Regions from separate parts of the Homo sapiens genome. Here region 1 is linked to region 2. Evidence: chromatin loops called from intact Hi-C (ENCODE). Cell type or tissue: endothelial cell of umbilical vein. All regions are shown on one strand. Each heading gives the region's core, and the rest is flanking DNA. Links, peaks and the distances in the headings are about the cores only. Region 1 has its middle 180 kb from the start of TTC39B. Region 2 has its middle 160 kb from the start of FREM1.

What was found. A loop is a pair of places that touch in the nucleus more often than their neighbours do. Peaks named below come from ENCODE experiments on the same cell type or tissue, not always from the same donor. Only the 100,000 strongest peaks of a DNase experiment are listed, where the experiment ranks them.
Region 1: a loop joins it to region 2, with 2.2 times the contacts of the local background. A loop is called at or near these places in 1 of 110 quality-filtered maps.

The regions. Positions count from the first base shown.
Region 1 is chr9:15,116,882-15,133,477 of GRCh38, forward strand. No RefSeq gene overlaps it. Among named protein-coding and RNA genes, the nearest start is that of TTC39B, 180 kb to the right of the region's middle. In endothelial cell of umbilical vein, for the core only: no CTCF peak of the experiment used is centred there; DNase peaks (open chromatin) are centred at 7,690 and 7,830; H3K27ac peaks cover 1,089 bases; H3K27me3 peaks cover 810 bases.
Region 2 is chr9:15,059,777-15,076,372 of GRCh38, forward strand. No RefSeq gene overlaps it. Among named protein-coding and RNA genes, the nearest start is that of FREM1, 160 kb to the left of the region's middle. In endothelial cell of umbilical vein, for the core only: no CTCF peak of the experiment used is centred there; DNase peaks (open chromatin) are centred at 9,565 and 11,155; H3K27ac peaks cover 1,010 bases.

The sequences.
Region 1 (16,596 bases), core at 4,249-12,248, 56 kb after region 2:
AAAATTCCATTATCTAAGAGGTATGCAGACAGTGTGGTTAATTGCCAAAAAAAAAAGTGGGCTAGGTGATAATTGATAAAACACAGATGTGTAAGCATGTCAGGGCCAAGAGGTATAAAATGCCATTGTATAGACAGGTGACAGAAAAGTAATGCCTCAGTTAAGCCATGCAAAGGGTCAAAAAAATAAAATCAGGGCAAATGCCAAAATCTAGTTCCACTCAACATTTACTTGCAAAGCACCTTCTAGTCTATGGATTCTGATAGATCAAATTGAGAATGCCTGTAAATTGTTTAGGAAAATGCCAAGCACCTGCTAAACTTTCAACAAATGCTCATTGCTCCAGTTGCTGTTAAGACAAAACTACGCACCCAGGGTATGCTGCACCTCCCATGAACTTGCTGAACTTCTATCCTTCCTTTAAGACTCAACTCAAACCTCCTCTCTGAAGCTTTCCTTGGCCCCAGGTCCCCTCCCCAGGCAGTGTTAGGAGCCCCTTTGTCAGTGCTCCCAATGCACAGTCTTATATACACAGTCCCCCTAGAGATCCAGGAAGAACTTAAAAGTAAGGCACAAAAACTATATATCTATGAATCTAATGTCTACTTTGAAGCATTCTTGAAGAATGAATGAGCGCTGAGTGCTAGAAGGAAAGAAGGCAGGAAAACAGGTCAGTGAGAAAACCTGAATATGCCCCAACCTCACCAATCTCCAGATACATATGAGGTCTCACCAACATTAAATCTCAGTGTGAGAGCAACAGACCTACTCATATTACTGACACAGGAACCCAATCCTTTCCAAAATTGCCCTGAGTTTCTTCTGAGGTTCTCCAGAAAGTGTTTCTCAGGTGCTCACGAGTCAGTTCTGCCTACCACTCCTCATTTTCCTTGGGAACTCTGAGCCCACTCTTTGCCCCATAACACCACTGCCTCTACAGCTGTACCATAGCATTGGGAGCAGCAGCTCTGCCCAGGCCCAGATCCCTGCGGAGTCGCCCAGGCACAGGCTCTCTTTTCTGGCTGTGCGTCAACAGCTGGACTGTCCCATGAGAAATTAGAAAGGAAAGGTACGCGCTCTATCCACCACAGAACTCAGGAAATGGACTGCAGCTGAGGGTGGGAGCAGGCTAAATCATCAGATAGCTGAAATGGGATTTTCAGGTAACACACACAGCAGCCATTTCTCTCCTTCCCCACTGGGTGCCCATGGGTATCCAGAAAAGCAGAGTTAGAGTGGGAGCAAGTGCCAGAATCCTCAAGCCCTCCTGCTGAGTCTGAATGGGGGTGGTACCCACTCCGCTTCTTTCCCCAACAGGAAACTCTCGAAGGGTCCTGCCTCAGGGTTGTTTTATCCACTAGCTGCTCTAGACACAGTGCCTGTGGCCTTCCAGCTATTCAGTCAACAGCATATGAAAATGGTGAGACCTACTATAAAAAGTATTTATTCCAAAATTTTTTTAAAAAAATACATAATTGAAATGAATAAATATTTATCTAAAATGATTATCAAATGTAACATTACATCAACTCAAATACTATTTCCTTAAGGACATTCATCACCATAACGTGGGTGCATTTGCATTTGTTGGAATGATATGGGATGGCGTCTCCAAAAGTAAGATCCCTGACAGCCTCTGTAGTCAAAACAGGTGGCTCCTCCCTGCAGTCTGGTTTCTCTGACCGTCGTCAGCCTCCTAACTCTGCCAAGCCTGTCTAAAAAGACTGCAACCCGATTATAGGTACACTTCAATTTTCAAAAAAAATTGTTATAGAAATGTTTGACTATACAGAAAAGAATACTATCAACCCATATGAAGCACTCAAGACCCAGCTACAATGTTCATGAACCCACAGCCAATGCATACCTCCTTTCCCTCCAGCAAATTCCAGATATTGTATCATTTCATCCATAAATATTTGATATATATATTTACATATATATAAAATCTTTAAACCTTTTTCAACCTACATACAATAGTATTATCATACCTAAAATACTGTAATTAATAATTTCTAATACCATAAAGTATCCAGTAAGGATAGAATCTAATTTTTACTTCTTCCTTAGCCTTCAGGTAAGTCAGTCAATGGAAGTAGTTTGGTTTTGTTTTTGTTGCTGCTGTTGTCGTTTGGAAGAGGTCACTTTACCCACCATCTGCATCAATCAATTTCCAGCCCAGGAAAACTCCTAATAGGTAAGACTGAAAGAGAAGAAATGAAAAGGAAGATGGGGCTGGGGGCAGTCACTCATGCCTGTAATCCCAGCACTTTGGGAGGCTGAGGCAGGCGGATCACTTGAGGACTGGAGTTGGAGACTAGCCTAGCCAACATGGCGAACCTGTCTCTACTAAAAAAAATAACAATACAAAAATTAGCTGGGTATGGTGGTGCACACCTGTAGTCCCAGCTACTTGGAATGCTGAGGCAGGAGAATCCCTTGAACCCAAAAAGTGGGGGTTGCAGTGAGCTGAGATGGCGCCACTGCACTCCAGCCTGGGCGACAGAGTGAGACTCTGTCTCAAAAAAAAAAAAAAAAGGAAAAAGAAAAAGAAATAAAGAAAAGGAGCTGGAAGGAGGGAGATATCTCTATTTGACCACGGAAGGGATTTACGGCAAGGAGAACTGGGAATTTTGGAGAATGAAAGAGGGTCTGGAAAGAAGAAAGGCAAGAGATAGGTGGACGCCAAACACAAACATGCCTGTATGCTGAGGGTCTGCGCTCTCATTTAGCAGGTATGTCTGAAACATGTTCAATCCTTCTGTTACAACAGCCAGCAGAAGAGGTCTCCTCACGCTGAGGGAATCATTGATGGTGGTCTTTGACAGCACTAGCAGCGTCTCTGGGACTTCACCAGCTGAACACAATAAGCTTCACAAGCCTGCTCCTCTTGAAGAGAAAATAGTTTTTAAGTGGATTTTATTTCAAGGCAGGCTGGCAATTCAACAGACACAGGCAGGCAAAAATGTTACAGAGCCAACAGCAAGTTTTGTTTTAATTCACATTATGCAAAACAAATGAATTTGAGGTACTTAAAAAAATGTTCTCTTCACCTCATTCTCATTGAGAAAGTAAAAATTGTTCTCCCTCTTTCTGCTAAGAACCATAATTATTATAAAACCACAGGAGGAGCTCTGCGACACTGTAAAATGTTTTCATAGTTAAACGATTGTATCTTTCTTTGTTTTTTGTGGACAGTCATATCTGGGAGATGTCCCTCTGTCTGTGAAGAAAACTCCAGTCTCTTCAGCCTGGAATCCAATCTATGCCCACCTTACCTAGCTGATCCCAAGAAATACTTCTCTACCATAGGTCTCCCTCCTTCCTATTCCTCACTCTCATTCAACCCATTCCCACAACTCCAGCTTTATCCAAAACCTTCTCCTCACCTGGTGTTTCCAACCTCTCTTGCTCAGGCACAGTTGAAGTTCTAGTTCCCTCTCAAAAGCTTTTAATCTGACCAAACCATCACATCCTTCTCTTCTCCAAAATCCTACAACACAGAGCTTGACCCCACAGCTTAGTCCTTAAATATGCTTTCTCATATGATCTAAAAATTGTTTCTACTTATATCTTATTTCACTAATATGATTTGCAACTTCCCTGAAGCAAAGGACTGTGACTCATGCATCTTTTATACCCAGAACGGTACTAAGCACCTGGTAAACATGTGGTGCCTACTATCTTAATTTGCCTTGAACTTTTAGATCTAATGTGGGAACTGTCATTTCAGCTACTTGTATGCTTACCAAATGGGATTTTATAATTTCACAAATATATATGGAAAGATTTGGATGACACTATGGTATAGTGGCATCTTTTCATCATAGACGATTTGACATGGCTCCCTTTAAATAAATTACCATTGCCACTTTGACAAGTTCATTTGTTGGAAACATAAAGGACTCTATTAATATATGGGCTGACCTATATGTATATCTTAGCATTTTCCAATGAGTGAACACTGAGTTTTCCTTTTTGTTCTTCATGTCAATATCCACTAATGTACTTCTAGCATTCTAGTCAATGTATACCAAAAAGAAAGAAGACAGAGAATAAACATTTTGTAATTTATCACTAGTCCAATTTAAGATGAGGTAGGAAAAAATGTATTATTTTAACAGTTGCACCATGCCCTCCTAGGGATGGAATAGGTTCTGAAAAACGCTTTGACGAGCACTTGCAGTATAAATTGAGACACTGAGCATCTGGCCATCAGAGAAACACTTGAAACTGCTCTGAGGACAAGGAAAGGAATTTCTTTGTTGTTTAAATGAGTCGAGGAGAGGAAAGAAAAGTAGGAAAAGAGAGCAGAACAAGCACAAGACCCTATGAAGAAACCCTTTCTCCCTTTTCCATCTGGAAAGAGCCATGGGACGACCCCAAATGGAAGGGCCTTAAAGGGTTTTGGAGAGCTTAATATAGACTTTTAATTTCTTATTCTATGTAAATGGAGACCTCTGTTCCTTGTGCCATCCAAATCTCCCACCAAACTCCTCAACACTTTCTCTGAAGTACTCAGTCTTTGTAAAACTCAATCTCTACATAACTCAGCACCTTCTCAACACAACCTCTACGCAACTCAAACTCTACTCAAGCCAACTTCTATGTAACTCATTCTCTACCCAAATCAATCCCTACTCAAATCAAATTCTTCTCTACTCAGTTAAAACCCTTCTCAATTCATACTTGAATCAGCTCCAACTCAACCTAATTCAAACTCTACTTAAGTAAACTAAACTCTACTCAACTGAGTTTCCTAAACTAAAATTCACTGTGCTTACAGATGCTTTGTGTGGGTGTAGTTTTTGGAAGAAATTGAAGAAGTCTGCATCTTACATCTACAGGCTGTGGTTTCAAGCCACTTTATCTTAAACTTTATCTAGACATCAGAACAAAGGCTCCCAGCTGATGTAAGTTACAGACATTGTTTAAAGCTTTGAATATGCGTATGTAGACTACATGAAAGTAGGAAAATTTTTTCTGGACTGAAGGTACTCAGCCCAGAATGCACGGGTTAGAGAGCAGAACTATGGCACTGAGCAAGTAGAAAAGGAAGCCATTATCAGGTAGCAGGTGTTAAACAAAAACCATAGGAAGTCATTGTTTTGAACTGAGCTCCTGGACTAACAAAACAAAACAAAATGGGGTCACACATGCTAAAGGCCCCATCATCAAACTGAAACTTTTTTTTTTTTTTTTTTTTTTGAGACAGAGTCTCACTCTGTTGCCCAGGCTGGCAGGCTGGAGTGAAGTGGTGCAATCTCAGCTCACTGCACCCTCCACCTCCTGGGTTCAAGCGATTCTCCTGCCTCAGCTGCCTGAGTAGCTGGGATTTCAGGCCCAACAGGGCAAAACAAAACAAAATGGAGTCACACATGCTAAATGTCCCATCATCAAATTGAAACTTTAAGGAAGCAGATAGATCCCTTAACAGACCAGTTTTTCCTGAAAACAGGAGATTCCAGTCTACCTGAGTCAGCATAATAAACATGTCCCATCAGGCCGGGTGCAGTGGCTCACGCCTGTAATCCCAGCACTTTGGGAGGCCGAGGCGGGTGGAGCACCCTGAGGTCAGGAGTTTGAGGCCAGCCTGGCCAACATGGCAAAACTGTGTCTCTACTAAAAATACAAAAATTAGCCAGGCGTGTTGGTGCACGCCTGTAATCCCAGCTACTCGGGAGGCTGAGACAGGAGAATTGCTTGAACCCAGGAGGCAGAGGCTGCAGGGAGCCAAGATTGTGCCGCTGCACTGCAGCCTGGGTGACAGAGGGAGACTCTGGCTCAAAAATTAAATAAATAAATAAATAAATAAATCCCATCTGCTTTAATCTTTACCAAAATAAAGTAACCTGAAATAATCTGATGTTAAGAAATCAGTTTCTTAGATGTTGTTCTCTTTCCTTGTTCTCACCTTACAAAACTCACTGTTCTGCCATTGCCCAGTCAGAGCTCTCATTCTGTTTTGCAGAATGGAGGTTGTCCCAATTCATGAATCATAACCAAAGGCCAATTAGGTCTATAACTAAATTTGTTGTAATTTTCTTTGACACAGGTGATCAGTGATAGGCATTTTACAAAGCATACTTTGGATATCAAACCTCTTTAGAAATAGCATTTTTGAAATGTTTATTGTTCAAAGCAGTGGAAAAGAGTACATCTGGCATACCAGAGTGAAATGAAGAGGTGTAATTGTCCATCACCTTTTGAAAGGCCACTAAAATAAATTAAAGGACTTTAAAATGCACATACCCACAAGGACAAAGAAAAAAAAGGAGAGGAGACACCTGCCAATGAATGATGTCAACAAATCTTCAAAGATGGAAAACAGACAAGGGAGTAGTAGCAACTCTAGCAAAGGGGTCTAGCATCTGAGCACAAAGAAAAATAATAATGCATGGGGCCATAGCACCTGCAGCACCAGGAAAGGCTCAGGAATGGAAGTACCAGGAACCAGAAGGCAGGATGAGACTAGGAAGGAAAATCTGTATACAAAGTAGAGAGTGATCAAATACTATGGACCCTTTTACTTTCCTCAGTTCCTTGCAGCCAGGCTACTGGCTTTCTCCCCATTGCTTAGGAGAATGGAAATGTGGTCTCTGGAAAAATATGGGCCAGAGAGAGTCAAAAGTAACTAGGAGTACAGAGTTGGTCTGAAGCATGGAGCTCAAAAGGGTGGGATTAAGAACGCCTTCAATGGTAAATGTTGGGACTACATCTTCTTACCCTGCAGCTGGAAACTATATTCTCTCTAGGAAATATGTTAAAGTATTCTTGTCTAAAGAAAGTGAACAATGGGCCGGGTGCGTTGGCTCATGCCTGTAATCCCAGCACTTTGGGGGGCCGAGGCGGGCGGACCACGAGGTCAGGAGATCCAGACCATCCTGGCTAACATGGTGAAACCCCGTCTCTACTAAAAGTACAAAAAAAAAAAAAATTAGCCGGGCGTGGTGGCGGGCGCCTGTAGTCCCAGCTACTCGGGAGGCTGAGGCAGGAGAATGGCGTGAACCCGGGCGGCAGAGCTTGCAGTGAGCCGAGATCGCGCCACTGCACTCCAGCCTGGGCTACAGAGTGGGACTCCGTCTCAAAAAAAAAAGAAAAGAAAAGAAAGAAAGTGAACAGTATGAGAGGGGGAAGAAACTCTAAAGACATTGATATTAGAGGATCTCTTAATGAAAAAGTCAAATCACAAACCAAAGCCCACATACTTTCCTATCAGCTACCAATATGCTTTAAGTATTATTGAGGTTGTTTGTTTGTTTGTTTGTTTTGAGACAGAGTTTCGCTCTGTCGCCCAGGCTAGAGGGCAGTGGCATGATCTCGACTCACTGCAACCTCTGCCTCCCAGGTTCAAGCGATTCTCCTGCCTCAGCCTCCTTAGTAGCTAGGACTACAGCCGCGTGCCACCACGCCCAGCTGATTTTTTTTTTTTTTTGTATTTTTAGTAGAGACGAGGTTTCACTGTGTTAGCCAGGATGGTCTCGATCTCCTGTCCTCAAGTGATTTGCCCACCTCAGCCTCTCAAAGTGCTGGGATTACAGGCATGAGTCACCGCGCCTGGCCAAGTATTATTGTTTTAATGAGAAGACAGAAAATATCCCCAAATATCTGACCAAGTTGGTAGCCTTACACTACCTGACTTCAGGACTTTTGATAAGCTGTGGTAATGTTGCTATAAAGATAGATATATGAAACAATGAAATGGAAATAGAACTGTACATATACAGTCAGTTGATTTTTAACAAACATGACAAGGTAATTCTCTGAGGAAATAACTATCTTATCAGCAAATAGTGCTAGAACAACAGGATATGTATATGAAAAAAACTAATCTCACACTATGCACAAAATTAACACGTAAAAGCTAAAACCATAAACAGGCAATGACTTTTCTTATAAAAACAAAAAATACCAACTATTAAGAGATGTTAAATAAAATTTATGGGAGGCTATTGTTATGGAATGAGCGCCTGCACTGGGCCCCAACAGATCAGACCAAACCACAATGAAATCACTTCTGCTAGGTGCCACGTAATCATGCCAAACTTTAAAAGAGGCCTGTTTTCAAAAACAACAGCCTGTCCAGGCACAGTGGCTCACACCTCTAAACCTGACATTTTGGAAGGCCGAGCCCAGAGGATTGCTTGAGCCCAGGAGTTGAAGGTTGCAGTGCACTATCATCACACCACTGCACTCCAGCCTGGACAATAGGGTGAGACCCCAACTGAAAAAAAAACAAAACAGAAGATTTACCATAATCAATCAAAAGGGGCCCAATGAACCTGAGCTGGCATGATAAGGAAGCCCCCTCAGCTGTAATTCATAGAAGGGAAGTAACTTGAAGTAACCTGGTGTTAATCGATCTCCTTTTTAGACTATGCTGTTTCCTTGTTCCTGCTTAAGCCACCTTTAAAAACCAACTGTTTTGCCACAAATGGAGGAGCTCTTGTTTATTTATAGACTGAATGCTGCCGGTTCATAAATTGCTGATAAAAGCCAATTTGATCTTTAACCTCAATTTGTTGAAATTTTGCTCTTTGACACATAAAGAATATTAATAATATATTTTGTTAAAAATGTTTAAACTTTTTCTGTATAAAATGTCCATTTATAGGTAATGAATAAACAAGGTAATATATCTATACAATAGAATACTACTCAACAGTAAAAAGAAGTAAGAATAGACATGCTGAGTGAGGTGGCTCACCCCTGTAATCTCAGAGCTTTGGGAGGCTGAGATGAAAGAATTGCTTGAGGCCAGAGTTTGAGACCAGCTAGGCAAAAAACCAAGACCCCATCTCTAAAAAAAAAAGTTTTAAAAAAATCAGCCAGGCATGACGACACTTGCCTCTGGTCCCAGCTGCTCAGGAGGCTGAGGTGGGAGGATCGCTCGAGGCCAGGAGTTCAAGACCAGTCGGACAACAAAGTGAGACCCCATCTCTGCAAAAACAAAATTTTTTTAATTAGCCAGGCATGGTAGCATGTGTCTGCAGTCCCAGCTACTCATGAGGTTGAGGTGGCAGGATCACTTGAGCCCAGGAGTTCAAGGCTGCAGTGAGCTATGATCACAACTGTGCTCCAGCCTGAGTGACAGAGCAAGACTTATATGGTTTGGCTCTGTGTACCCACCCATATCTCCTCTTGAATTGTAATCCCCACGTGTCAGAGGAGGGGCCTGGTGGGAGGAGAATGGATCATGGATGCAGATTTCTCCTTTGCTGTTCTTGTGATAGTCAGTGAGTTCTCAAGAGATCTGATGGTTTAAAAGCATGGCACTTCCCCATTCACTCTCTCTGTCCTCCTCCTGCTCTGATCACATACGATGTGCCAGCCTCCCCTTCACCTTCTGCCATGATTGTAAGTTTCCTGAGGCCTTCCCAGCCATGTAGCAATTAAACCTCTCTTCTTTTCTTTTTTTTTTTTTAAGATGGAGTCTTGCTCTGTGGCCCAGGCTGGAGTGCAGTGGCACGATCTCGGCTCACTGCAACCTTCACCTCCTGGGTTCAAGCAATTCTCCTGTCTCAGCCTCCCAAGTAGCTGGGATTACAGGCGCCTGCCACCACGCCCGGCTAACTTTTATATTTTTAGTAGACACAGGATTTTGCCATGTTGGCCAGGCTGGTCTCGAACTCCTGATCTCAGGTGATCCACCTGCCTCAGCCCCTCAAAGTGCTGGGATTACAGGTGTGAGCCATCGTGCCCAGCCATAACCTCTTTTCTTTATAAATTACCCAGTGTCAGGTAGTTCTTATTTATAGCAGTGTGAAAACAGACTAATACAAAGACCCTGTCGAAAAAAAAAAAGGAGAAAGGAAGAAGAAGGAAGGAGAAGGAGGGGGAAGGAGAAGGAGGAGAAGGAGGAGGAGGAGAAGGAGGAGGAGAAGGAGGAGGAGAAGGAGGAGGAGGAGAAGGAGGAGAAGGAGGAGGAGAAGGAGGAGAAGGAGGAGGAGACGGAGGAGGAGACGGAGGAGGAGAAGGAGGAGGAGAAGGAGGAGGAGGAGAAGGAGGAGAACAAGGAATTCAAGATGGTATAAACACCCATCAGGTTCTTCCTGATCACTGCACAAACCAAATCAATTCACAGAAACTATGGCACTGCAGTAAAGAAAGAGTTTGGCTGACACAGGGCCAGCCATACCATGTGAGAGATGGAGTCATTCCTCAAATCAATCTCCTTCAGCATTTGGGGGCTAGAAGCATTTTCAAAGGTAGTTAGCAGGGAAGAGGTGGGGTGGCTAGGCAATAGGTGGAAAGGAGGAGGAGAAGAGACACAATAACATGGATGAATCTCAAAAACATAGATGCTGAACAAACAAGTCAGACGTAAAAGACTGTAAGTGTATGATTCCATTTATATGAAGTTCTACAACAGACAAATCAAACCCATAACAACAAAGAAAATCAGTGGTTATCTGGCACTGGGGATGGGGGCGAAGGGATTCACTGCAAAGGGGTATGAAGTAACTTGGGGGGTGATGGAAATGTTCTAAAGGTGGATTGTAATGATGGTTGCTCTGGTGTAAACATTTACCAAAACTCATCAAACTGTCAATTTATAATGGGTATATTTTATTGTATGGAAATTATACCTCAATATATAGTAGTTAATATTTTCTAAATCTCTTGGTATCACTTCTTCCTCCAACTTCTGTTCTATTTCTCTGCTCCTGTTACAGGTATGCTCTCAGAAAGATTTGTCTACAACCGCTAACTCTATTTTTTCTCCTCTTATTCTTAGGGGTCCTAAGTCAGGCTTATAACCACACGATACACCAAAACTGTTATTGTTAGAATCATTAATGACTTCAAATTTCCTAACCCAATTATCAATTTTATACAGTTTCTCACTCCTTCTTCATGATATGCTTAGAGACACACCTAACTCTTTTTTGGTTCTCCTCCTACCTCACTGCCTGTTCCCTGTCAGTCTGCTTTATTGGTTACTTGTCATCTTCCCAACCTCTGCTTGGAGTTTCTCCATGCTTAGTAATCCTCTATTCTTTCTCTACGCTCATTTGCTGGGTGATCCCATGCGGCCTCTAGCTTTAAATATTATATCTAAATGCATGGCTCCCAAAGTTGTATCTTTATCTCAGACCTCTTCCTGAACTCTAGACTCACATACCAGCTGCGACTTGATATTCCACTTGAATGTCTAAGAGGTATGTCAAACTCAAAACATCTACAGTATGCCGAATAATGGCCTGCACAGCTATCCAGATCTTAATCCCTGGCTCTAGTAAATGTTACCTTCTGTGGCAAAAGAAACTTTGCAGATGTGATTAAGTTAAGGTTTTTGACATGGGAAAATTATCCTGAATTAGCCGAATTGACCCTAATTATCATCTCAAATGTTCTTATAAAAGGGAAAGGACTGCAGATGAAGGCAATCACATACTGACTAAAGTTCTCTAACATAAAAAGCTGACTTTGAAGATGGAGGAAAGGGCCACAAACTAAAGAATGAATGCAAGGAATGCAGTTCCAAAAGATGGAAAAGGCAAGGAAACAGATTCTTCCTTAGAGTCTCTAGAGGCAGTGTGGCCCTGCTGACACCTTGATTTTGGCCCAGTAAAACTGTTCTCAGACTTCTGACCTCTAGAATTGTAAGGGAATACAGCTGTGTTTTTCTTGTTTGTTTGTTTGTTTTGTTTTGAGACGGAGTCTCACTCTGTCACCCAGGCTGGAGTGCAGTGGCACAATCTTGGCTCACTGCAAGCTCCCCTTCCCGGGTTCACGCCATTCTCCTGGCCCAGCCTCCTGAGTAGCTAGGACTACAGGCATCCACCACCACACCCGGCTAATTTTTTGTATTTTTTAGTAGAGACAGGGTTTCACCACGTTAGCCAGGATGGTCTCGATCTCCTGACCTCGTGATCCGCCCACCTCGGCCTTCCAAAGTGCTGGGATTACAGGCGTGAGCCATCGCGCCTGGCCAGCTGTGTTGTTTTAAGCTGCTAAGTTTGTGGTAATGTGCTACAGGAGCAGTAGGAAACTGATACCACGTCCTGAAGTGAACTCCAATCTCTTGCCTCCAAATCTCCATACCATTCTCATTCTCAGTAGATGGCTCAGGCCAAAAAACTTCTAGATACACATTCTATAAGGAAACAGACTTTGTTTTATGCACTGCCATATCTCTAAGCATAAAATAATGCCAAAGTAGGAATTCAACAGTCATTTGCTGAACAAATAAATGAGTGCAGAAAACAGAAGATCAATATAAAACTCTCCTTAATAACTACTTTTGCATCCATGAAACAGGACTGAAGTAATGTAGTATTAAAAATCAAATATTAGTACAAAGAGGTCTTTAAAACTAATATCTTTGCTAAAGTTTTTAAAAATGCAACATAAGGGAGGGAAAAGTAGAATGAAAAAGCTAAAGACAATACTATAGCAGACTAAAAAATTAGGATTGACTGCTAATTCTTTTTCTTTCCCTTTTTTTTTTTTTTTTTTTGAGACAAAGTCATGCTCTGTTGCCCAGGCTGGCATGCAGTTGTGCGATCTTGGCTCACTGCAACCTCCACCTCCTGGGTTCAAGCGATTCTCCTGCCTCAGCCTCCTGAGTAGCTGGGATTACAGGCATGCGGCACCATGCCCGGCTAATTTTTGTATTTTGAGTAGAGGCGGTGTTCCACCATGTTGGCCAGGCTGGTCTCAAACTCTTGACCTCGTGATCTGCCTGCCTTGGCCTCCCGAAGTGCTGGGATTACAGGCGTGAGCCACCGCGCCCGGCCCTTGACTCTAATTCTAATCCAAAATTACAATCGAGGCCCATGATCCAATTAACAGGCATTCCAGATGGAGAAAACAGAAAAAGGGAAGAAAGAAAATTACTAAAGAAAATAAAAGAATTTTCAAAGCTGAAGGACATAGGCCTTCATGTTGAAAGAACTCATGAGCACACATAAATTATGAAAGGACTACATAAAGGCAAGTATATAGAAGAAGATATAGAAGAAGAAAATTTTCCACAAATATAAGGGCTGTGGCACAAGAGAATGTCATCCCTCAGTACCTAGCGCTGCGCGGGACCAACAGAGTGAGGACCGCGGGGAAAGGAGCCAGTGGGGTCAAAGAGAGACCACTTTCTAGCAACACCTGGCTCAGAGAGTTCACTAGTCCTCTTGTGAACAGGCTGTTGGAAACTAATAACGCCATACGTTGCTTTGTTGTTTTTAGTTTTTTGCACATGAAGTTTTACCATGGAGAAATGTGCTTATGGTTCTCGTAAACACTAGGTTCAATCATTCTCAGCAACTATCCATATCCCCCTCAGCAAGACCTGAAGTCAAGAGCCCTTCAGGTATGTCACAGTTAGAAATCTGTACTGGCCAGGGCATGATGGCTCACACCTGTAATCCCAGCACTTTGGGAGGCTGAGGAAGGCAGATCACTTGAGGCCAGGAGTTCGAGACCAGCCTGGCCAACATAGTGAAACCCCGTCTCTACTAAAAATACAAAAATTAGCCGGGAATGGTGGCAGGCACCTATAATCCCACCTACTTAGAAGGCTGAGATAGAAGACTTGCTTGAACTCGGGAGGCAGAGGTTGGAGTGAGCCAAGATCACGCCACTGCACTCCAGCGTGGGTGACAGAGACTCCATCTCAAAAAAAAAAAAATCTGCATTGGCCAGAACCAAGGGCAAGTTTGACACAGAGGTCCTTTGACAGAAAGCTAAAGCTAACATTAACTGAGTCATTATTTGAACCATTAAAACACACATGCACGTGCACACACACAGACTCAGTGTGTGTTCTCGAGAGGAAATTTCACCATTGTCTTCTGGCTTTTCTCACTCACTATTTGCTGTTCCTGTCTTCCTCCCTTCTTATTATGGTTGCTGCATGACTTTTTTAAGACTTCATTTTTTTAGAGCAGTTTTAGGTTTACAGCAAAATCAAGCAGAAGGTACAGAGATTTCCCATGTGCCCCCTGCCCCGACACACACGGCCTCCCTGACTTTTGACATTTTACATCACAGCAGTCCATTTGTTACCATGAATGAAACTACACTGACATATCACGAACACCCAAAGTCATAGTTTACATTCTATGGGTCTGGACAAATGTATAAGAACATGAATCCACCATTAGAGCATCATATGGAATAATTTCACTGCCCTAAAAATCTGGTAGCACCACTTTTTAATTGAACATCCACATTCAACTTACCTAGAACAATGATATGTAAATTGCATTGTGTGAGCTGAGCAAAAGGCACAGAATACTGTAGTACATAGACTGGAAACAACAAATTATAATAATGCCAAAACTGACTATAAAAAGAAACCTATTAGCTGGGCATGGTGGCTCATGCCTGTGATCTCAGTGCTTTGGGAGGCTGAGGTCAGAGGATTACTTGAAGCCAGGAGTTTGAGACCACCTGTGCAACAAAGTGAGACATTATCTCTACAAAAAAAAAAAATGTTTTTGATTATCCAGATACGGTGGCATGCACCTGCAGTCCCAGCTACTCAGCAGGCTGAGGCGGGAGGATCGCCTGAGCCCAGGAGTTTAAGGCTGCAGTGAGCTATGATCACGCCACCGCACTCCAGCCTGGGCAACAGAGGGAGATCTCATCTCAAAAAAAAAAATCTAACTGAAAATTGTTCTAATCTAATCTCAAACATATCTGAAAATTACTCTAATTTAAAAAGATCTTGCTATGTTAGAAACTTCTTAATGCTAAGGCTGTGTAGTTTATTGATATATAGCAACATCTTTATAAACATATTTTCATTGTTTATAAGGCCGCCAGGCTTGAGGGTCGCCTGTAGTCCACAAATAACCTTTGACCAAAACAAATAAAAACCCTTTGTTTCAAAACAATGCACAAGTACTTTTTTAAAAACTCAAATTACGTTCAAAGAGTTGTTTGTGTAACCCAGAGGTAGTGGGGACTAAATAATTAAATGGCAAACCCAGTCTCTGAGCTTACACCAAATACCCAGAAAAACCTAGCTAGGAAGAAAATAGGTGGTAAACTATTAAACACAGATGGAGGTACTTCTAAATAAAATGGGAGACTTCTAAGAAGTTCCCAAGTTGGTTTTTTGTTTTTTTAACCTAAAATCTGGGAGGTTTCTAAAACTTCTCCTTTCACAGTTACACAAAAAGCATTTTGCAATAGGTGTAATCAGAGCCTGTCCACCATGAAGAAGAGTCCCAGGCAACTTCAACGTTGCTGTGGCCCTGAAACACCATTTCAGTCATTTCTGGCCAGTAGCCTGTAAAGAGATATTGATGGGTAGTACCAAAGCAACCTAGTGAAGCCTGTGCCTCAGGAGGGGCTGCTTCGTGGGTATGCACATGTATGTCTTCACACACACAAAATTGCTCAACCGCATCTGGCTAGTTACCGTGGAATGAAGTGGCTATTACGTAGTTGGTTTTAGAGTGTGGGTTCAACTCTTTAGTGAGAGCATGGAATTATGGTTCAAGCCACACACCCTGGCACTTAGTCAACCTGGAGTCAAATCCAGCCCAGCCACGTACTTGACCTTTCTGTGCTTCTGTTTCCTTCTCTATAAAATGAGAATGAGGATATCTCTTTTACAGAGTTTTGTGAAGATTAAATGAGTGAATAAACATACAACACTTAGAACAATGCCTGGTACAGAAGAAGTGCTATATTAAGGACTGGCTATCACTACTATTCTTGGCATCTGCATTTGTTATCATAAAGTCTAAGTTAAAGAACCCACAGAAGGATTCTCAATAAATGGGAACTGAATCTGGTGGATGCAATGAAACTTGAGGCCAAGACAGTTGTGTCCATGTTAGGGTGCCCAGGTAAACTGCAGCTCTAGGTTCAAATTCCAACTCCTCCATCTTTGCACTGGGAGCAATTCTTAACATTGTTGAGAATAGAAATTACTTGAGTTACACTCAACCTGAAAAATCGAGAGGGGTAAGTGAATACTATCAATATTTCACTTAGTAGCTGACACGTAGCATGTGCTTCCTGAACAGCATTTTACTTTCCATGCCCTTAAAGTGGCAACCTACTGTTCAATAAGCTCCACTGAGACTGAATCACATCATGGGCCTTGTTACCTGCCGTTATCAGTAGTGCAGTAAATAAATGATTGCAGTGAGTATGTGCTCACTTAATAGTGGTTGTATGAATGCATGAATATACCTATTAACCAATTATTGATTAATAAATGAGTGACTACTTGCAAAGGATATATTTCTGTGAGGGCATACCATTCCTTACAAACTGGTGTTCAAAAAGAACATTTAACTGAATTGATCTGCCCTAAGCAATAGGTATGGATGAAATTTAACTGAAATGGTGTTGGGGGTGACCAAAATGACTATAATAGTCTCAGAACCAGGGATATTGTGAAAAAATTAGAATTAACCTAAAAATTGTACAATAAATGAGATTTGAGTCAAAATACTCTCTAATAAACACTCTAATAAAATATGACATTTCCATTGAAAGGATGGCAAAATTAAGAATAGGGAGAGATTACAGTGATGAAAAACATTATTTTGTTGTGTAAATTAGAAACTATGTTTCTAATCCTGAAGATGTCTGGCCTTGGAGGTAGGTGAGTCCAACAGGAATTATTCATTT
Region 2 (16,596 bases), core at 5,047-13,046:
AGTGTAGAAGTGTACATTAGCTGCATAGAAGAAAATGTCCTTTCTTGAGGGAATATGCACTGAAGTATTTAGGAGTAAAAGCACATTGTGTCTGCATTTTACCCTTCACATGGCTCAGAAAAAAATATATAGTCATACATGCCCTATATCTATATAAAATGCTACATATTATATATTATGCATATAATGGCATATATAATACTTGGAGAATAGAGACATAATGAACAAATATGGTAAAATATTAACATTTCAGGAATCGGGGTGATGTGTATATGGGATTCTTTGTACTATTTTTAAACTTCTGTAAGTCTGAAGTTACTTTCAGAAAAAGCCTACTATGAAATATTTTGCAAACTTCATTTTCCTCCCTACATTTCCCTTCTCTGGGTAGAGCTGAAGAAACACGGGCTACTGATCTTATTACTCTTTGTGCAAAAAATAAAAAGTGAAACTTCTACACCCCTTAAGAAGTATCCATAATACATCACAAGCCCCATTTAAAGAATTTCCAGGCTACTTGCAGCATGAAGATAATAAGCAAACAAAATATACATTTCTCCAACAGACTTATAAATGACGAAGTAGAAAAGTACAGACTGCTGTTCTCATTTTTATGAGGTAGAAAAAGGTACAATAGTGCAATAAATATTTACATTAAGCATGTGCCTTGCTTTCAGTGCTTTCAAATAATTACTCTGTGGAAACTACTCTTAATATCTTAATTTACAGAATGATTCAGCAATTCAAAATCTCTGAAAACCAGAAAATTTTCAAATATTTAAACATTTACCTGAGTATGTGACATTTCAAATATTTTGTCTTACAATTTGTTCTACCAAACATAGAAATCTGAGTAGTATGAAGAAAGGGAAGAAAAGGAAAATTTCTATTCTAAACTGGACAGAAGACACTGTATTTCTAATGTGATCACAGAAATGCCTACATAACTTACATGAGAAGTAATTTCGAAGGTATTATGTTTTCTAACAATAACAATGGCTTTAAAATAATCCTATTGCACTGTTTCTTTGCATATAGTTCTCTGAAACCTAGATTTGTATAAGATATAACTTACACAGGCTAAAATGAGACAAATACAAAAAAATTATATATATGTTAAAATTTTTTAAAAGCAACAGTATAAGTTATCCAATTTACCTCTCAATTTCATCTTACGTATGAATAAAGGATTATCTTTTAGGTACTGTCCCAGCATAAATTAAGGTTCTCCTCTACATAAAGTGCATCTCCTCTTTTTTCCTATAATAATATTTCAAAGGCCAGGCACAGTGGTTCACACTTGTAATCGCAGCACTTCGGGAGGCTGAGGCAGGCGGATCACTTGAGGCCAGGAGTTCAAGAAGAGCCTGGCTAACATGGTGAAACCCCAACTCTCCTAAAAATACAAAAATTAGGTGGGTGTGGTGGCACACACCAGTAGTCCCAACTACTCAGGAGGCTGAGGTGGGAGGATGGCTGGAGCCTGGGAGGTGGATGCTGCAATGAGCCAAGATCACCCCACTGCACTCCAGCCTGGGCAACAAAGTGAAACCCTGTCTAAAAAAATAAATAAATAAATAAATAAATATATATATATATATATATATATATATATATATATGTGTGTATATATATATGTATATATGTATATATATATGTATATATATATGTGTATATATATGTAAGTTAATTAGGAAATGATAATATGGCTTTTCTAAAACTGATATCTGTAGGAAGTTCTACAAGACAAAGGAGGTCTTTAGGATGAAATAAAGATAGTAGTGAGACTGCAGCTTCCTTGATTATGACTTTCTTTCTCTCCTTAGTAAAAGCTCTTCTTACTGTTAGATTTTATTAACATGAAATGACAGGATTTACCCTGGACTTCCCATTTCTCAGAGAATATGCAGTTCTCACTTATCTGTGAAGACAGTAGTGGAGCTGTAGTGGAATACCTCTAGGAAAGACTAAGCAAGTTTCCTTAGTCCACACTACTTTCCTGTCCCCTCCAAACACCTTCCCCGCACCAATTCAGTCAAAGACATCCCTTGCCATAGGAAAAGAAATACACAGCAGAGCATGGAGAACACAATTTGATATTATGGCATCCTAGTTTCAAATGGAGGCTTCTGAAACCCATAGAAGAGACAAATCCTTTTTTTTTTTTTTTAAGTTCTGGGATACATGTGCAGAATGTGCAGGTTCGTTACATAGGTATACACGTGCCATGGTGGTTTGCTGCACCCATCAACCCATCATCTAGGTTTTAAGCCCCGAATGCATTAGGTATTTGTCCTAATGCTCTCCCTCCCCTTCCCACCCACCCCCCCGACAGGCCCCGGTGTGTGATGTTCCCCTCCCTGTGTCCATGGGCTCTCATTGTTCAACTCCCACTTATAAGTGAGAACGTGTGGTGTTTGGTTTTCTGTTCCTGTGTTAGTTTGCTCAGAGTGATTCCTTTCAGCTTCATCCACGTCCCTGCAAAGAACATGATCTCATTCTCTTTTTTTTTTTGAGACCAAGTCTCACTCTGTCACCGAGGCTGGAGTGCAGTGGTGCGATCTCGGCTCACTGCAACCTCCGCCTCCCGGGTTCAAGCAATTCTCCTGCCTCAGCCTCCCAGGTAGCTGGGACTACAGGCACGTGCTGCCATGCCCGGCTAATTTTTTATATTTTAGTAGAGACAGGGTTTCACCATGGTGGCCAGGATGGTCTCGATCTCTTGACCTTGTGATCCACCCACCTCGGCCTCCCAAAGTGCTGGGATTACAGGCGTGAGCCACCTCACCCGGCCGATCTCATTCTTTTTTATGGCTGTGTAGTATTCCATGGTATACATGTGCCATGTTTTCTTTATCCAGTCTATCACTGATGGGCATTTGGGTTGGTTCAAAGTCTTTGCTACTGTAAATTGTGCTATAATAAACATACGTATGCATGTGTCTTTATAGTAGAATGATTCATAATCCTTTGGGTATATACCCAGTAATGGGATTGCTGGGTCAAATGGCATTTCTAGTTCTAGATCCTTGAGGAACCGCCACACTCTCTTCCACAATGGTTGAACTAATTTACACTCCCACCAACAGTGTAAAAGCATTCCCATTTCTCCACAGCCTCACTCACATCTATTGTTTCCTGACTTTTTAATAATTGCCATTCTGACTGGCATGAGATGATTATCTCATTGTGGTTTTGATTTACATTTCTCTAATGATCAGTGATGATGAATACAACTTACAAGGGATGTGAAGGACCTCTTCAAGGAGAACTACAAACCACTGCTCAAGGAAATAAGAGAGGACACAAACAAATGGAAAAACATTCCATAGTCATGGATAGGAAGAATCAATATGATGAAAATGGCCATACTGCCCAAAGTAATTTATTGACAAATGAGATCTAATTAAACTAAAGAGCTTCTGCACAGCAAAAGCAACTATCATCAGAGTGAACAGGCAACCTACAGAATGGGAAAATTTTTTTGCAATCTACTCATCTGACAAAGGACTAATATCCAGAATCTACAAAGAACTTAAACAAATTTACAAGAAAAAAAACAAATAACCCCATCAAAAAGCGGGCAAATGATACGAACAGACACTTCTCAAAAGGAGACATTTATGTGGCCAACAAACATATGAAAAAACTAATTCTTAATAGCCAAAACTTCTGAATTCAAAAGATGGGTCTCTGGGTTTCAAAAAGCTTTAAGTAAACAGGCTTAGAGTTTCTGCAATAAGCCAGATGAAGAACCAATTTTATCTAACTACATGAGGATTGCTGGGGAGGGGGGAAAAGGGAATCAAGTCAACAAGAGGGTTAGAACAGTTAAACTGGTGACTGGCTTCAGGCTTTTATGTTTTCTATAAGTGAGATATAGGTAAAATCATACTAGCCACACTTTAATGTTGATTTTTTTCATTCATACTTTCTAAAAATTATTTCACATTATTAGATGCACATACACAACATTTTCAGTGACTTCAGATTACTATATTTGTCATAACATACTATAATTCATTCATTCTACTTTATTTTTTTTTAGAGATGGGGTCTTGCTCTGCCTCCTAGGCTGGAATGCAGTGGTGCAATCATAGCTCACTAGCTGACTGTAGCCCTGAACCTAGGCTCAAGCAATTATCCTGCCTCAGCCTCCCAAGTAGTTGGGACTGCAGGTGAGCACCACCACACCTGGCTACATACTACAATTTAAGCAAATCTTCAGGTTGGTTTGCCATTATGAACATTATCTAACATGGGTATCTGCTTAGCCATCCTCTTTTCCAATTAATTTTTATGATTTTAAGCCTTTTTTTATTCTCAACTTTTTCCCCAACCCAACTACCAGATATTCAATACTAATAACCAGTTATATTTCCCAACTTAAAATAATTATATTATCCATTTATTATTCTCACATTCGGGTTATTATTTATGTAATGGAACCTGATTGTTTTTGCCAGCTTGGTATCTGCTTCCTCTTCTTTCTATAACAGAACCCAATTATTTTAAGGAAACTTCTGTCTCTCACTGCATGCAGTCCTGGTGAAGGTATCAGTCAAGGTACGTTCCCCTCCCCAGCTAAAGAAAACGCACAGACCCAAGTTAGACCAATCAAACTCTGGCTACTGGAAATGTAAATCTTGAGCACAGTGATAATCAGAACCAATTAATTTTAACAACTGAACCTTCAAGAGGACATAGGATAGTTCCTGCTACCTGAATACCCAGCTCTTGGTTAAGAAAGTATGACTTGAAAGTTAGTAGCTCCCAAGTTTAAGACAAAAAAAAAAAAAAATCAAAAACTTTTTTGGAGGGCTGCCTACCAGATGCCAGGACTAACATTCTGCTACCTAACTGTACTATCGCCCGGCTGAAAAACAGTAACAAAAAAGACCGGAAAAAAAAAGATCACTTTTCTTCCAGGTGGCCTAGCAGAGAAATTTCATGACTTTAATGCACTTTGAGGGCAGAAAGAGTCAAATTTCAGCCCTGCCTCCCATTAGTTCTGTGACCCAGCACAAGTTATTTATTAGCCTCTTTGAGTACCTTGGTTTTGTTACCCACTTCTACTAGAGTATGGTATGTGGACTGGAGACAAATTATGTAAAACATTTAATACTATGCCTGACAAATAGTAGGAAAACAATAAACACAAGCTATTATTTCTGCTCAAATATTTGGGTATTTAACATTTCATCAGGAAAGCCAGGTGTGGTGGTACACACCTGTAGTCCCAGACAATCAGGAGGCTGTGGCAGAAGGTTGTGTCATTTGAGCCCAGGAGTTCAAGGCCAGCCTGGTAAACATAGTGAGACCTCATCTCTATTAAAAAAAAAAAAAAAAAAACCCCAAACTTCAGCAAGCTGCATTACATTACTCATATGACTAAGTTATAATACCGCTTAACCAAAAGACTAACAATATTACAAAGAAAGAAAAAAAATGTCTGGCCAGGCACAGTGGCTAACGCCTGTAGTCTCAGCACTTTGGGAGGCCAAAGTGGGCAGATCCAGGCTTCAAGAGCAGCCTGGCCAATATGGCCAATATAGTGAAACCTTGTCTCTATTAAAAATACGAAAATTAGCTGGGTATATTGGCACATGCCTGTAGTCCCAGCTACTCAGGAGGCTGAGGCAGGAGAATTGCTTGAACCCGGGAGGCAGAGTTTGCAGTAAGCCGAGATTGTGCCACTGCACTCCAGCCTGAGCGACAGAGCGAGATTCCATCTCAAAAAAAAAAAAAAAAAAAAAAAAGTCTTACAAATTTGGACAATGAGTTCTTCTACACCTGTATATTGAGCAAAAATCTGTATTTTTAACAGATAACTTAATTCATTATTCCTGGTATGGACACAGAAACAAATTCCTAAAATGCATGGTGAATGACAAAGATTTCCATAATGAACATTTCATAATTCAGATATCACCAATACTGAAATATCTCCAGCAAGCAGGAAAAAGTATCCAATTGATGAATTAAAACTGGCTAGTAACTTTCTTGCAAAAATAACTCTACTAAGAAGACTGTTTTGCCTTGTTTTATTTTGCCAGAGACAGAGAACTTTATAAAGATCAAGCCCACCTGTGGAAATAGAAATCCATTATTTCTTAATATGTGTAATCTAAACAAAAAGACTTAAATTTACCTGTAGGAAAATCATTTAAAATTATTCATCATTCTTTTTCCAATTGAGTGACAGCAGCTAAAAAGAAAAAAAAGTATTCATTATTCTTTAAAGAAATATTTTTCTAGTGAGGAAAGAATAGTCTGAACAAATGATGCTGGGACAACTGGGTATCCACATGCAAAAGAATGAAATTGTACCCCTACCTCACACCATATATGAAAATTAACTCAAAATGAATCCTAGATCTAAAGAGCTAAAACTACAAAGTACAGGAGTAAATCTCTATGATCTTGAGTTAGGCATTAGTTTTTTAGATATGACACCAAAGCACAAGAGACAAAAGAAAAAAATAGATAAACTGGACTACATCAGAATTAAAATAATCTTTCCCATGCAGAGGCCACTGTTATCTAGCTCATGTCTAATAATAACAGTAAGGACAACTCATTTTAATTAAGTAACTTAATGTGTGCCAGACATTGTTCTCAGGACATTACATGTATTAGTTCATATAATCCTCACAACAACACAATGAGACAGGTATTATTATCTCTGCTTTCTAAATTTGGAAAACAAAGTGCAGAGAGTTAAAGCAAGCCCAAGGTCACACAGCTAGCAAGTAGTAGAACAGTGATTCAAACTCTAGCACTGTGATTCTCAAGTCACTTCTCACCACTATGCATTAGTGCCTAAAAAATAATTTCATTGTTGATTTACATGTATACTTTAAGAAATGTGGACAACCTTCTCTCAGAGTAGGTTAAGAACTATTACGTGATGCCTTCTCCCAAACACATATGTATATGCACTTAGCCTGTGGACAATGAATTCAATCCTACCCTTAACCATCACCATCCCTCTTTGCCTTTGGTTCCAGTCCACTTGTTCCTGTATTACTTAAAATGCTGCAATAGAAAACTGCAGAAGTGGTGAGCACTGCTTTGCTCCCGGCACTCACATCCTTATGCTTTGGCACAAGTCTATGATAAGAATGCATCCCCATTCTCACCCTCAGTTGTTCCAGGCAACTTATGCCACAAGAAGCGTACCTTTACCCCAGCTGTACATACAAACTCGTTTTCAAACTTCCTTTTTAGCTTTTGAAATGTTTTTCAAAAAAAAAATTGAAAAACGTTTCTCACTGACATAGTATATAGATATGTACTTAAATAAAACCAAAGTTTAGTAAACAATATTTACTATTTGGTATATACTGATATTTTACTTTGTTTTTTTAATCTTTCCTTTTAAAATACTGGTCACAATTCAATTGGTTTCATGATCAACATGTTAAAACTTGAAGTTTGACAAACACTGAACTAGAAAAATACAGGCATTAATAAAATTGTCTGTTTTCCCATAAATACAAATATAAATTTACCCAGAAGCTTTTCACATATATTTGCTGAACTGAACTTAATAAAAAAAAAAACACACAACCTTAGTTACTGCACCTTAAACTGAGCTTATTAGTAAATATCACAGTGATATTTGAAGGAGCCTAAGTCTTTTCTCAAAGGGGTGCATCCAAATAAGAGTTTTACATAAAAAATGATGCATACAGTTATTTAATAAGAGTTACTAATTACCTCTGTGGTCAATCTCCAAAGATGTGAAATAGTGATCCTTGTCATTTAAGTTCATAACGCAGATTACTGTTACATAAGACACACACAAAACGTATGAACCTTTTTTAAAAAAAATTATGGAAGGAAGAAGGCAGAAATCCAAAATACTACATACTCCCTCACAACCTAATTGCTTCTGGATGTTAAGAGCAGGAAGTCTAGCCCCCAATTTTTTTTTTCTCCCTCCATGACCTTACTGATAAGAAGTGGCCATCCCGGTAATGGAGGGGAAAGTAAATGTTATAAATTGATAGCAGAAATTCCAGAATGTCGGCGGACTCCAAATCCAAGATTAAAAAGGTAATGGCAAGAATAGTGCTTCACATTTAGCAGGTGGTCAATTAAACCTCTACTGGGTAAATGAATTGTATAAAAGAAGCATACGCTATTAAAATTTGTTCAGCCATTCAGTCATATTTAGCTGTCTAAACTGCAAAGACTTGTAAGTTAGTACCAAATCCCAAAGAAGTTTACCAAAGTTACACAACCAGGCAGCAGCAATGCTAAGCCCATTACTCAATTCACTGTTTTCTTTTCTGTTCTGTTGCCACCTCAAAATAAAAAAACACATCCTTCGTTAGAGATGATAAAGTGGATATTAAGACATCTATGTAATTGGAAACAAGTTCCACATTCAATTATTACCTCTGCATATAAGATAAGCTGTATAGTACATGAATAAAAAGATTTATTAAATTTGCTAAATTTCATATTTAATAAATTTAAAATTTTATTAGAGAAATCAGAGTAAATCCATTTTATTACCTAATTAAAGTTGTAAAGGGCTACAAAGAAACTAGAAATTAAACATGTGTTAATTTAAAAACAAAAAACAAAACCTTAAAGTACAATTTAAGCTACCAGTCTCCTGCATAAACACAAGGCAGAGACCTCGATGCTGGGAAAATAGCCAAAATTACAAACTTAATCAATGTGGCAGGAAATCTGTTCACACTTTGAAATCTTGATACAAAGCATTTCTGACAAGCCATGAGATGGCATAAAATTAAATTATAATTATAATCGTAAGTTCTTCTATTTCCTATGTTCTTACGATGGTTAGAACTTACGATTATAACCATACTGAAGTATCAGTTATTTTTAGAAAATCAAGCTAAAGGTAGTAATATGAACCAGATTTTATTGAAGATTTGAAATTCAAATACTGTGGGCAAAATATATTTAAAAATAGGCTTTGTTTTACACTATTGTTGTAGAAACAAGGAGTTTTTGACACCGCATAAAGAATCTTTAGTTGTTCCTTTAATTTACAGACACTTAGATGAATTAATTTTTAAGAAGAAGTTTAATTTTCTAGTTGGATAAAATATTAGTGCTAATAAAAGTATAATAAGGATCTGAATCCTAAAATCACTTATAAAGAGCCTACAGAATGTCCCTCTGGCAATAAGAATATCATATAACACCTAGATTTTCAAATAATGTGCAAAAAATGCTAACTACTCATACTTTTCAGAGGGAAGAAAAAGGAAAAACATCTATTATAATAGAAAACAAAAAAACTTTATTTAGATACATTGCTGATCTAATGAATGTCAAGAAATAATTTCGGGAGAAACTTGAAAAAATAAGACCCCAAACTTTTATTTCAATGGCAAAGCTACACTTTGTGTGGTTTAAGCCCATCGTTAGTCCTCTAGGATCTGGCACTCTTCTAACTTCCACCTTTCTACTCTACCCCCTCTACTGAGTCACAACAAAACTGCCTTTGTTGTATCAAATTAACCCAAGAACAACATACTAGGCATTTCCTCCCATCACAGCATTTACTCATTTTATTATATGCATCAGGAATGCCCTATCGAGTTCCCTTGTGTATGTGAAAACAGTCTGCTTTGATAACACTTGTCAAAAGGAGACTCATCTCCTCTCCCCCTAAGAACTTTGGGACTTTAGGGGAAGAAGAGATTTCTATCATTTCTCTCATTCACTAGAAGTTTACGAACTTCCTCAGGATTTTGTTTCTTTGTTTTAAACTTCTTATGCCTCTACCAGACTTAAAACGCAAGTTCAAGACTTAAAACACAGTTATTATGAAGATACTTGTAGTGAGAAGCAGTTTAGCCTCATGATTAGAGTATGAGCCAAGTATCTGGATGGAATTCTGACTTTTCCTTAACATTTCCTCCTCTCAATCTTGTCGACTGGAAAATGGGGATTATAACAGTGCCTACTTCATCAACTTGTGATGAGGATTTAAATGATTTCATACATGTAAAGCACTTAGAACAAGCCAGGCACAATAGCTCACACCTGTAATCTCAGCTACTCGGGAGGCCGAGGCAGGAGGGCCGCTTGAGCCCGGGAGTTGGAGACCAGCCTGGGCAACATAGTGAGACTCTCTCTAAATAAAAATGTTTGTCTTTTAAATTAGCCAGATGTGGTGTTGCATGCCTGCAGTCCCAGGTACCTGGGACAGTGAGACGGGAGGATCTAAGCCCAGTAGTTCAAGGCTACAGTTTGCTATGATCACTCTACTCTTTCACCCAGGCTGCAGTGCAGTAAAACAAAAAAACCACTTAGAACAGTATTCAGCTAACAGGAAATTCTAATAAATATTAGTTATTATTAATATTACTATTTTTATCATAATTCTCCACAGCACCTAGTAGTGCTATATATATATATGTATATATGCTCACTTTGAATGAAACAACATTTAAATAATTTTTAAAGGCCCCTCATGGAGTAAATGGAGGCTCAGGCCCAAAAGATCAAATCCATTATAAAGGGTTGGTACAAGAAAGAAATTTGACCTCCAAAACTACTTAAACATCTTGAACAAATTAAGAAGAAAGTCAAAGTGTAAAACTAACAGTCCAAATAAGCCAAGTATTTTTTCCTGATAAAAAAGGAAGAGACATTTTGAGAGAGCTTGACTGTTTCTATATAGGAAATCTACCCCTAAAGATGGTTATTTCTGAAATGTCATCTTAATTTCTAATCTATCAATAGTATATCAAACTGATTCTATTTTGAATCTACTTATACTTCTAGATTTGACATTATTTACTTAAGTAGGAAGCTTCACTATTTACCATCTCACCTTGAAAAGTAGTATTAAATTCAATTTACCCAACAAAGGTAATCCCTGGCTATAGCACTCAGGGATTTAGTATACAGATCCATGTTTACTTTATTGATATGCTTCACAATTTTATACTTTATCTGCCTCTTCACTATCAGCCTGAAGATCAATTTTAATCATTATAGTTTTGTTCTTCCTCACAGGGAAGCTGATTCTGTTTTTTTTTCGATTTGTTAGCTGCCTGTCTCCATCAGTTCCTTTGTGTTGACCCATGGCTACAATGGGTCATAAATTATGGAAAACAAGTAACATCTTACGCATAGACACTAGGATACTACAGTATGTTTGAGGAAATACAGTACAGTCAAGCAAGCCCAATAACTGCCTTATCTCTTCTACAAATACACAATGTTACTTTCAAATAACAATGGCTTATATTAATAGATTAGTTCTCATCAAGTGATAAAGAACCTATCTGAGTTGCCAAGAGTAGGACTGATTTAGATCCTAAGCAAGATTCTTAAAGGATTATTTATGAAAGTATAATAGAAATAGAAAGCTTATGTTTTGATAATATCAGTAACCATGCCTACTCTCACATAAGTTTTGGCTTATTTCTTATTATTTGCATATTTTACACTGAGACAGTCCATAAGTAAGTTCTGTCAAAGACTGTCAAGCTTCACACAAAGAACTTAAATTTCTGAAGCCCAGGTATTCTAGTTTATCATCATTAACAACCAAATGTTGTAATAGCATGGGGAAAACATAGTCTGTCCTGTTTTACAGTTTAATTACTAATTAGCAAATAATGTGACATTTGAACACTCACTATTCATTCACCTTGCTTCCTGTTTAAAGAAATCATTACCAAAAAACTGATGATGAGAACACAGGAAATAGAAGAACTTAGGATTATAACATTAAGAAAAGAAAAAGCTCTCAGTGGTGTGATTATGAGAAATTATTTTCTCCTTTATGCCTTTAGATATTTCTTCCAAACGGAATGCTCAGTAAGCCTTAGAAGTTTGAGGTATTTACCTGTTCTGTGTGTAGTGACCATGGCAAATGTCTGCAGGTTCCTTTGGGAAGGTTAAGCAAAGTAGTCTCCATATGCATTTGTGATGTTTTTGAAATTTTCTTTCTCAAGTGTACCTGCCTCCTTTTCAAAGGACTCTGGGTCTAGGAAGTGACTCAGTCTAAAAATTGGAAGAACAGTCACAATTCTCTACATATTGACTCAATTCAGGCAAAAGCTTGAAGTCAATCAGGCCCAAATGTTTTCATATATACCAGCAATCTGGGTGAACTCCCTTTCAATTTCAATCTTTAGTACTCCATGATCAAACAGTCCCATTAAAATACCCCAGCAATAACAAAACAAAGTAAGACAAAAAGATCGTATTTCACCCCTAAATATTTTATCATGCCATCCTAAAAACAAAGGTCATTATAATACCACTACCACATCTAACAAAATTAACAAATTAGTATCATCTAATATCTAGTTAATATCAGTGTATCTCCTCCTTATCCCCAAAATAGCTTCTTACGATTGATTTATTACATTATATTATATTATGTTATGTCATAATATAGTACACATTACATTAAAATACATTAAATAGACTTCTGGTTTCAGCCCAGAGATGTAGAGAGCTGAAAAAAAAGCATCACTTACACCTTTACAACAAGAAAAAAGCTGCACAAAGCGGAAAGTAACTGCTTTTCTTGATCTCATCCATCAACTGAGATCACAGGGCAGACAAGTCATCTGCAATCTGGGAAGGAGAAATAGGATGGCAGCATTCACCAACGTGGGGCCAATGCCCCTCGAAGCCACATAATCAGTAAGAAGTTCCAACTAGAAACTCTAAGAATAAAATAAGCATCTATCAGCCCATGCTAATGTAAATCAAGGACAGAATAAATAAATAAATGAAAGAAAAGGGACAGCTCTTCCCTATAAAAGAATTCTCTTTAATAAATGCAGAAGGAATGAAAGTCATAGAAAATAACCCTTAGGACACCACAGTAATAACCGTGGCAAGATTCACAGATGAACGCTAAAATTATGGGCAAAACATTACAGAGAAACAGAATATTTACATAGCCTCAAAGTATCTTGCCCAAATATTTATTATTTTTAAAATAAGTACACAAATTCTTTGATAATCCACCCTTGGAGATGGAGCTTAATTCTTTTCCCCTTGAGAATGGGCTGCGCTTAGTGACTTGCCCCTCAAGAATAAACTATAGAAAAGGTAACGTAATAACTACACGATGGAGAAACCTGGAAGACACCACCTTATCCAAATGATCACATTTAACAGCACCAGTAAAAAGTCGCATTGATGTCAGGTAGCCTTTGATATAATGTGATGAAAAAAAATACTTCACCTCAGTGGTATCTTTCCCCAAAACCTGTAACTCCAAGCTCATCATGAGAAATCATCAGAAACCCAAACTGAGGGACATTCTGCAAAATACCTAATACTCTTCGAAAATGTCAAAGTCATTAAGAAAAGGTAAAACTATGAAACTGTCATAGATTACAGGAGAGAAAGAAGACATATAACTAAAGGCAGTGTAGTATCCTGGACTCATTCCTGGAAGAGAAAAAGGGCATTGATTGTAGAATGATTGGTGATATCCAAATAAAGTGTGTAACTTAGCTAATAGCATTGCACCAAAGTTAATTTCCTAGGTTTAGTAACTTTATCATGGTTATGTAAAATGTTCAAATTAAGCGAAAGTGGGTACGGGGTATGCAGGAACTCTGTATTGTCTTTACAACTCTTCTGTAATCTAAAATTATTTCAAACTGAAGGCTTAAATTATATATATTAACATTATGTATGTTCATATAAGTAGCTGTTGATCTGTATCACTATTTGTCTTATCTAATTATCTAACTAGACCTAGAGTGAGAGAGAAACAGAGAGAGAATTCATTTGGATGTATACATTCCAATGTGAGTCTTAAACCAGTCCTTCTGATTAATAGAATGACTTCACAACTCCATTTAGTAAGGCTCAGGGCATTTCCTTTTTGCTAAAGAACAAGAACTTGATCACAAAATTCTCCTATGAGAAGGGTAATAGAGAACTTCTCTCTCATTTTCTCATTGAATTCTGCTGTGGTCAGAGAACATATCCTTTACCATTTCAATCTTTTGAAGTTTATAAAAGCATTTTATCATACTGGTGGGGAATGTTCCCGCATGCATTTGCAAAGAACGTGTTCTGAAGTTGTTGGGTGGAGTGTTCTAAGTGACAATTTCATCAAGGAATTTGACAGATGATTAGATCATCCAAGTCTTGTCTTTTTGCCTATTTGTTCTATCAACTACCAAGAAAGGGGTGTTAAAGTCTCTAAGATGATTGTAGATTTGTTTGTTTCTCCCTCTAGTTCTGTCAATTTTTGCTTCATGTATTTTGGATCTCTGTTATTAGGTGCATACACATTATAATTGTTTTGTCTTTATGATGTATTGACCCTTTTATTAAATATCACAAATGGTCTCTGTCTCTGGTGAATCCTTATAATTAGGGCTACTTTGACATTAATATTGCCACTCAAGCTTTCTCATCCTTATTATTTGTATGGTATATCTTTTCCCATCTCTTTTCCAATTGCAATATATGTTTCACTATACTTAAAATATATCTCTTTAGAGAGCATATAGTTAGATCTTGCTTTTTTATAAAATCTGACAATTACTGCTTTTCAAGTGGAGTATTCAGTCTATTTATATTTAATCAATATGATTGTGGTTTAGTCTACCATCTTGCCATTTGTTTTAAACAATTGTCTTTTAATGAAATTAAGAAAAAAATTGTAGTATTTTGTATTTATCCACATAATTACCATTGCAAAGTGCTCTTTATTCTTTTCTATGGATTTGGTTTTCCATCTGGTATTATTTCTTTGTAACTTCAACCAAATCCTAAAGGATTTCTCACAGTTAAAGCTTACTGGTGATGAATGCTCTCAACTTTCATTTATGCTAATGTATCTTTATTCCACTTTCACTTTTGAAGGGTATATTCTCTAAATATAGAATGCTGGGTGGATATGTATTTTGAGGAGGTTTGTTTGTTTGTTTGTTTAGCACTTTACCAATACAGTTCCATTGTCTTCTCCCCTCCATCACTTCCATTTAGAAATTACCATAATTTGTATCATTGGTCCCCTCTATGCAAAGTATTTTTTCTTTACCTGCTTTAAAGATTTTTCTCTTTATCTTTGGTTTTCAGCAAATTGACTGCAATGTGCTTAGCTAGTGGGGTTTTTTGTAATCATCTTGTTTGAGTATGCGGAACTTAGGTATGTAAAGATTACATCTGTTACCAACTTTGAAAAATTTCAACCATTGTTTCTTCAAATATTTTTCCACTCCACTCCCTGCCTCTCTTCTCTCTTCTCTTCCTTCTCTCTGTCTTTTTCTCTCTTTCCCTCTCCCGCTCCCTCCCCAGTGAAGGAATCCCCAAATGGCACCCCATAATCTCCCTGTAGTCTAGTACCCTGCTGCGTAAATTCTAGGCACTTGAGCAGTCTTGAACTCTCACCTCTGCCTGCTCAGCTCAGAAAAATCACCATAATGTGCTTGACCCCTTCAGCCTATACTGGAGTCAGGCAGAAAGATGAGGGCAAACATAGTTCCCATCCTGTATTAGTCCGTTCTCACATTGCTATAAAGAACTACCTGGAGCTGAGTAGCTTATAAACAAAAGAAGTTTAATTGACTCACAGTTCTGCAGGCTGTACAGGAGCCATGGCTGGGGAGGCCTCAGGGAACTTATAATCATGACAAGGCAAAGGGGAAGCAAGCACATCTTCACATGGCAACAGGAGAGAGAGAGAGCAAAGAGGAGTGCCACGCACTTTTAAACCATCAGATCTTGTGAGAACTTACACACTACCATGAGAACAGCAAGGGGGAAATCCACCCACATGATCCAATTACCTCCCACCAGGTCCTTCCCCCAACATTGAGAATTACAATTCAACATGAGATTTGGGTGGGGACACAGAACTGAACCATACCATAACCCTTGTGTTTCCCTTCTCCCAAGCATCACAGTCCTGCACTGTCTATTGTTCAAAGCTTACAAAGAGATGATGCCCCATATATTTGTCCAGTTTTACAGTTGTTTCTGATAGGAGGAAAAGTCTGGTATGAGTTACTCCATCATGGTCAGAAGCAGAAGGACATCCTTCTCACAGTGTTAATAATAATAGTTAAGTCAAGACATAACACAATTGCCCACGAATAGTAAAGCAGTTAAATTATAATTGTATCATGGAAAACTAAGGAAAATGAAAGATTATATTTCATGGGGGAAAATGATGCAGAAATATCTGAGTCGCCTATTTCAAATTTTAAAGGTAGATTACAAAATGGACGTTTGTTAGTGAGGACACTAAGCGTTAGCCAGGTGAAAAAAATAGCCAGAGAGCTATCTTGGTCAGAGGAAACACTGGCAAAGAAGCACTGACTGTTGGACTATTTGGAGAACTGCAAAGAATTCAACTGAGCTAAAACAATGGATACAGTGAGTGTTTAACAGGACCTGAGGTGGGAGAGATTAGCAGAAATAAGATCAAGCAGGACCTTGTGGATGTGCTAAAAGATGTCTCTCCTTAATTATTCAGCCTTGAAAAGGAAGGAAATTCTGACACATACTGAAACATGGATGAGCCTTGAGGACATTATGCTAAGTGAAATAAGCCAGTCACAAAAAGACAAATACTACATGATTCCACTTATATGAGTTTAACCT